2 separate regions of the Homo sapiens genome follow, and region 1 is linked to region 2. The links are chromatin contacts, found by Hi-C or POLR2A ChIA-PET in ENCODE. All regions are on one chromosome and are shown on one strand. Each heading gives the region's core, a stretch centred on a gene start or an enhancer-like site at or near the end of the contact. The rest is flanking DNA. Distances are from core to core; before and after follow the strand shown. Region 1 holds the start of DSEL (dermatan sulfate epimerase like). Region 2 holds the start of RNF152 (ring finger protein 152).

Region 1 (3,385 bases), core at 399-2,898, 5.6 Mb after region 2:
ATTTGTGTATGTTTGCCCAAAGAAGATGATGAAGTACTGACATTCTTCGAGTGAGTGGACTCAGTTGTCATTCCTCTCAACTTTTTATACTTCTTGTCTTGTGAATACGTTTTTCTTTCATTTATGAGAGAGAAACATCCTCAACAAGTGATCAAAGTCTTAGTTGGTTTTTAAAAATTCAAAATTCTTGCCTTCATTTCAAATATTTTTCAGGCTTACTTACTCATCAGCCTATTATGACAAAGAGAAATCATGTTCACATCTTCTTTTATCAGCTTCATGTGTACAAACATAAAAATGGAATATCTTCAGTCACCTAGATACTTCTCGTCCGATCATGAAGTAACCGCCAACGGGGAAAGAAAATTCCCCTTTCAGCAACAGTGAGGTCTCTCTTCTGCTCTTTTTTCATGACACTTTTCTGGGGATGGGGGACAAAATAAAAATTCTCTGAGGCTTCAGGTATGCTGAGAATGAATATAAACTGATGACTTAAACATTCTGCAATCACTTAATAGAAATTTTAGAATCACAGTAAAATCTCATATTATCTGCAACCTAAGCTAGGGCAAGTGATTTTTTTCTTATCCATTTACACGCACTTATTTGGAAACCAGTGACCGTCAGCAGAAGACAAGCAACTAACAATACAAAATATACAAGATAGAACTCTCCCGACAATATCTATAGTTTAACGCCACTAACGTGGCTTCAGTCACTTAAAAAATGTTTGTATTCAAATGCAGTTTACACAAAGATGAGTCCTGCTATCCTTGTTATTTCTTGTTCCCAAGGACCGAGGGACAAAAAACTGAAAGTTGAAAAGATCTTTTTTTTTTTTTTTTTTTTTAATTCCGGGGGAAGGTTTAGAGTTCATGGGATCAGAAGGTATCTTCCTAATGAGAACTACTCGGACCAGTCACTTTTCTCGGCGGGGTAACCGCGAATCGTGACCAGGCGCCAAGCCGAGGGGCGGGAGCTCCGCGCTCGGCGCTCACCTGTGGCCGAGTCCCTGTCCTCAGGTGGAGCCGCCAGAGGGAGCTCGGACCCCGGTGTCGAAAGACGCCTCTCCGTGCCCGTCCGCGGCTGGAAGAACCTAAGCAAGTTTCAGTCTTGGACAAGTCTCCCCTCTGTAGGAAACATTCAGGCTAGGAGTTTCCTGATCCGCCCCGCCTGTTGCATTTTTTCACTGGCGTCCTCCGACCCTGCCGCCCCCATTCTCCGCTCCCCGCTCTGGGGCTGAGTGAGGCAGGATGGCGAGAGACCCCTGAGCCACCAAGTCCGCTTACCTCAGGCAGATCCCGACGGGGGCTCGGCGCCGCACTGGGCCCCAAGGGAGACGGAGGTGGAGAGTTCCAGAAAACTGCTCTGCACGGCGGGCCAGGCTCCCGCGGGGCTCCGCAAGACCCCCGCGTCGTCTCCCGCGCTACGGCAGGCGCTGCCCCAGCTCGGTCTCCTCAGCCGCGCTCGGTCCCCGCGACCCGCACGGCCCGGACACGCCCGCCCTCAGGAAACGCCGGACGCTTGTGGGGGCAACCACGGACCGCAGGACAGAGACCCGCGGGCGGCGGGTTCTCTCGGTGGCGCCGTATCCAGAGCAGCGCCCGCGTGCCCAGGCGGTGATGTCGCCGCGGCCGAGGATCCTCTGTGCCAGCTCCGGCCGCGCAGCCCGGGGAGGGTGAGACGGCGACGCGGGCCGGCAAGCGGGGGCGGGGCGGAGGCAGGACGGGGCGGGGTTGAAGGCGGGGCTGAAGGCGGGGCCTCAGGGAAGGCGAGAGACAGCGACGCTGGCTGGCGGGCGTGGGGCGGGACGGAGACAGGACAGGGCGGGGTCAGAGGCGGGGCTTCGGGGAGGACGGGAGGAGCCGTGAGCAGGCCGGCGGCGGGCGGGGCGGGGCCGAAAGCAGGTGAGGCGGGGCCAAGCGCCCCGGGTTTCTAAGCGGAGGAAGCTCTAGGCGTTTGTGTTCTGGGCTTGCAGCGGTGGCCGCGCGCTCCCGGAGGAGTCGAGCTGGAGGAGGGGACAGTTTGGGAGTGCGAGAGTCTAAAGACGCTGCCAGGCTGGCGTTAAAACCTTTTGGTTATGGGAAGACGACAACTATATAATAGAGCCATAGTGGGGGCTGTGGGATTGACTCAAATGATGGGAGGAGCTGGAGTGGGAGGGGATAAGCCCTGGGACGACAGAAATCATCCTTTTGGAAAGAGCAAGGGCTGGGGAAGGAGGGAATGAGCACTCCCTTGGAACTGAGAGGCAGCCTGGCTGAGCTTGCTGTCCTTTGGAAAAGCAAAACCGAAATACCCAGATTAATATAGGAGGACAACTTCTGTAGCCCAGATGCTAACAAAGATCAAGGGAAAACAGAAAAGACTAATCAGCTTTACTGATGGAAAACAATTTCTCAGGCAGTATAAATAGGGGAAGCATGGGACAAACAAGTAGAAGGAGCCTCTTATTTAAAAATGGGACCTGGTATTCGGTAAAGACCTACATGCAGACAGGAGAAGGCAGTGTGCCCCGGCTACTACGACATGTGAGTGCAGTGCCAGGTCGTGGAAATCCTAGAGCAGGCTGGGACTCCTGTTGCACTCCACACATGGAGCTTCTCACAGATAGCTGAGATGACACTTTGGCATAAACCAACCCAAGCTCTGACCTCAAATGTAAAAAATAATAGCTTAGTAGTAATAAAAATACAGGGAAATATCAAGCTTCACAAATGAACAATTCCATTCTCAGTTGGGGATTAGTAACACATTCAGTCTCTTCATTTCCCATACTATTTTGGTAATATTTAATAAGATATATTTTAACATTTTAAAAATAAATGTCTTGCTTAGATCATTTGCTGCTGAAAATCAAACAGTAGACGACTGCTAGCAGAATAAATTTCAAATCATTTAACTTTGAGGTGAAATGTGGCCTCTAACTCCTCATCACTCTTCTGTTTTGGCCCCGTAGTAACCCCTAGCCCAGTCCAAATAGCCACACTTGCTTTTGCTTGGGTGCTTCAGTAACTATGCTTATTCCATTCTTTCCCTCACAGTGTCCTTTACCCAACCACCCCACTTACTAGTTAAAATTCTTCTGACTGTTGAAATTATCTGATCATCCAGGTCTCAACTCAGATGCTTACATTCTTCTGTAAATAACTCCTAAGTTTCCCTAGCCAGAATGTATTACTCCAGAACTATATCATTTGTACCTATATTCGGCCGTTTAGGTTGTTTATTTTCTGCTTTCTATTTCAACTGGTTGACTCCTGTACCCTATTCAAAACTCCTTCAAGTCATGAGTAGCACTCAAGTCCCCTTTGTAAGTACTATATCTGCTTTTGAAATGAGTTGAACCTCGAACAATTGGGCTGATACAGAGCCTCGTCTCCTC
Region 2 (3,719 bases), core at 846-3,345:
CTCCTCAATGAAAGAGGCATTAAAGTTGAGGCTGGATGACCATATTTTCTCTCCCCAGAAGTCCAATCCTACCTCTCTTGAGCTTCCATTGAAGTTAATTAGAATCAGGTCTTCCTATAGGGAGTTCAATTTTGTGTCTCCCCCTACACCCAACCCCAACCCCTTGAGTCCATTATCTATCACAGAGTCCATTATCTATCAGGTGCCAATAAACATCTGCTAAATGAATAAATGAGCATTGTAGAAAGGAAGCAGGCATTGGAGGCAGAGATCAGCCTAATAGCCTCTAGGGATCCTCCAGCCTAAAGCTAAACACATCTGAGGGTGGGGAGCCTCCTTCTTATATAAAAAAAATTAAGCATCAATGGACACTTTATTATGATTTATTACTGTACACAATTTAAAACCACAATGAAACCTAACACTGCACTGTGGCTATCTTTGTTCTTGGACGTGCATTTACATGGGCAGGCTACTGTTTTGCCATGTGGAATTTTGTGTGCGAAGTGTTTATTCTTTCTATTAAAAAAAAAACCACACCCTTGTTTCTATTGCATTATTACATTCCCTATTATCCCATCACATGTTTTTTCTTCTTGCAGCAACACAGTACACACCCTGTACTATTGCTGACATAAAAATTACTTGTCAAAAATACCTCTATCTTAGCACCACATTACTCATCTGATCTTTGCAAAGCACTGGCCTTTGTTTCACCTGGGACTAGATAACTCAACTGCTTTTACTAGTGACTCCTGAATGCTTGTAGTAGAAGGATAAATGCTAGTGTCACCTATGTTTTTAAAGTCACCTTCCAAAACAAAACTACATTGGAGGTGAATAATAAATCTTTCAAGTTTTTAACTTCATTTTTCAAGGGATTTGGAGGAAAATGGTGAAGAGAGAATCTGTCACAGATACCAAGGTGTTACTGCAATGTAAAAGAGAGTAGACCAGGAGCCTTTGGCCCTCAGCAATCTGTCTTCCTACAAGAAAAATCGAAAGCCCATTTCCATAACCATTCTTATTCCCTGCTACTAGTGTAGGATGCGCAGGACTCTGCCCTCTAGCAGAAAATGCTAATGCCGGAGTGTCCTGCTAAGTCTGAAGGTTACGTTTTTTCATTGCACTCTTATCAAGATAACCCCAGATCTGGCTAGGCTGACATCAAAACAGAACTATCCTTGGAAAGAAAAGAACAGGCCAGAGTTTTTGGAAAAGCCCCAATAACCTAAAGATAAAATCCAGAATGAGAGTCTACTGGTTCATGGCTATCTAAATGGAAACTTCACTCAAGCTGTTTTCTCTGTTCTCTTTCTGCTGCCCCCAACAGCCCTCCCTTCCACCTCCCAGTACTCACTGCTAGCATGTCTCTCTTAATATTGCAAACACTATTACAATGAAGGAACAGAAGAAAGACAGTATTTCATACGAAGGTCACTGCATTTGACCGGTGCTCAATTAGAGCACTGGGCAAAAGTACAATCAGCCTTCCAATGATACCTTTTCAACAAAGGATACCCCACCTCTAGACTGAAGCCTAAATCTATTACTACAGATAAGAAAGCAGGCATCTATGGAAACCTAACATTCAGATACAACTGCCTGTGTATGAATTATATCAAAATTCCCATGAAAGGAAACCAGGTGGGATTTCTACAATCCCAAATTCACCCTGCACCTACCTCCAATGGCTTCTTCAAAGGGAAGGTATAAAGTCATTTGCAATTTATTTCTTTGAACCAGGAGTTTTAGCAGCCCCCACACCTTCTCACAGATAGGAACGATGTTGATGCAGAAACCACCCAAACAGCCCTGTGCCAGCACTGTCGGCCCAAATGACCCAGAGACACCCAGGCGCTACCCAGATCGTGGGGGGTTACCTGTATCTGTCACCGAGTCTCTTTCACCCCTTCTGCGTGATGACATCAAGTGGAAATGGTACACGTTTAGGAGGCAAGAGGCTGACAGGCAGGAAACACAATTGAGACTGAGCTTTCTTCAGCCTGCAGTGAAATACATGCAGGAAGGGTTAGATACGCGCCGCGGAGAAGGAAATCCAAGCGCCCTCCTGGGCAGACGGGGCTGGAGCGGGTGCACTAGGGAGGTGGAGCAAGGCAGATGAGGTGTGGAGGGCTGGCGGCCGAGAAGGGGGCGTCACGGCTCCTAATTGTCTCTACAGGATAAATAACCACCTCCCCCCTCCTCCGCAGTCTCCCCCGCCCACGAGTTCCCCTCTGGTGGCAGAGCGCCTACTAGCAACAGTAAGCCCTAGGAAAGAAAGAAATCGGAGCAGGTGGGGAATAACATCTTGGGGCAAAGACACACTGGCAAAATCTACCAGGTAACCCGGTCATATGGGAATGCGGGGCGCCTAGTCAGCCGCGCAGACAGGCACACAGCGCGGCAATCCCGAGCATCTTTCTTTCGTTTGCCCCTGTCCGCCACCTCATCAAGTCACCGCCACCTCATCAAGTCACCGTCACCTCATCAAGTCACCGTCACTCTGCTTTGGCGATTTCTCTACTCTCTCCAGACCCAGGCAGCGCTCCCCAAGCCATGCCCCGACCCCAGGCGGGATTGGGGACCGCCGCTTCCCGAGCAGCGCCCCACGAGTCCAGCTGGCTTTGTCCTGCCGCTGTCCTTCCAGGAGCAAGCGCCCCAGGCGCGTGTGTCTGCACAAAAGACCCCCAACATCTGGCCCTTCACAGCGCTCTCTAATCCCGGGAGGGGCCCTGGGGCAACTTCTAGGGCTGGAGAAGGCGCGAGACAAGGGGACCGGGAGAAGATGAGCCGGGGTGTGTGCGGGCCGGGGGCGCAACTGGGGCGGGCGCGCGCGCACGTGCACACCCAGGGGCGCGCGCGGCGCGGGCACGAGGAAAGCTCCCTCGGACCGGAGCTCCAGGGGGCATCCGAGGACTCGGCCGAGCAGCCGACAGCGCCGCTCCCCGCCGCGGCCGCCCGCCCAACTCCGCCAGCTCTCAGGAGACACGCAACTCCCGGGACCACCTCCCCCGTGCCCCGCCAGACCCCGCGCTCCCCTCCCCGGGACCCTGCGGCCCCGCCACCCCCTCCGCGGTCCAGAAGATCTCCCCAGTTACAGCAGGCGGCAGCTGCCCTTTCCCGCTTCCACGGCTTCGGCGCGGCCGCCGTAGGGGCGCAGACATCCCTGCGCACCCCTCTGTCCGCCCCCGATCCGGAGCCGGCAGAGCAGAGAAACAAACCGAAACTCACTGACCTTTCTCCGCGGCGGGCTCGGGTGCTCGCTACAGAGGCGGCGGCGGCGGCGACAGCATCGCCGGGTGGTCCCGGCGCGCCCGCTCCTTTCAGCCAGACTCGCGCCCCGGGCCGGCGGCCGCCGCTCCTCCGGCCGAGAGCCACGGGGCGGACGCTGACAGCGCGGCGGCGGCGCCTGCAGCCCCAGCACCCGGCCCGGCCCTTCGGGCGGCACCCCCACCTGCCCGGCCGCCCTCCGCGTTCGCGGTCGGACACCGCCGCCAGGCGCTCGGCACCGAGCGAGAGCTTTTTGTGTCACTGAGACTCCGGCACCAAAGGGGGTGGGGGGAGAGGCTGGGCTCCGCTCCCCGCGGCACCGCCCTCCCCGGCGGCTCCACCCCCTCCTCCCCGCCCACAGCCCGGCGGGCCCGGGACTTCTCTCCGTCAGTCCCGAATCGCCCACCTCCCCCGGGGTGAGGGGCTGCCTACCCTCTCTCGCGCGC

Evidence for each region. A loop is a pair of places that touch in the nucleus more often than their neighbours do. ChIA-PET counts read pairs that join two places held with the same protein, here RNA polymerase II (POLR2A). Pooled maps may share reads with other maps.
Region 1: a loop to region 2 is called in a map of naive thymus-derived CD4-positive, alpha-beta T cell, with 15 times the contacts of the local background. The contact joins the promoter of DSEL here to the promoter of RNF152 in region 2. A Hi-C loop is called at or near these places in 1 of 168 maps with a recorded cell type or tissue (naive thymus-derived CD4-positive, alpha-beta T cell) and 5 of 50 pooled maps. POLR2A ChIA-PET finds 5 or more read pairs at or near these places in 1 of 52 experiments (naive thymus-derived CD8-positive, alpha-beta T cell).

The regions. Positions count from the first base shown.
Region 1 is chr18:67,515,072-67,518,456 of GRCh38, forward strand. DSEL (dermatan sulfate epimerase like) reads right to left here and starts at 1,649. Exons shown (of 2, transcript NM_032160.3): 1 at 1,290-1,649; 2 at 1-421. It overlaps DSEL-AS1 (DSEL antisense RNA 1), which reads left to right and starts at 1,475. Exons shown (of 5, transcript NR_033921.1): 1 at 1,475-1,678.
Region 2 is chr18:61,890,912-61,894,630 of GRCh38, forward strand. RNF152 (ring finger protein 152) reads right to left here and starts at 2,096. Exons shown (of 2, transcript NM_173557.3): 1 at 1,884-2,096. It overlaps LOC105372159 (a long non-coding RNA gene), which reads left to right and starts at 3,642. Exons shown (of 3, transcript XR_935562.3): 1 at 3,642-3,719. RefSeq lists silencers at 3,282-3,431, 3,502-3,651.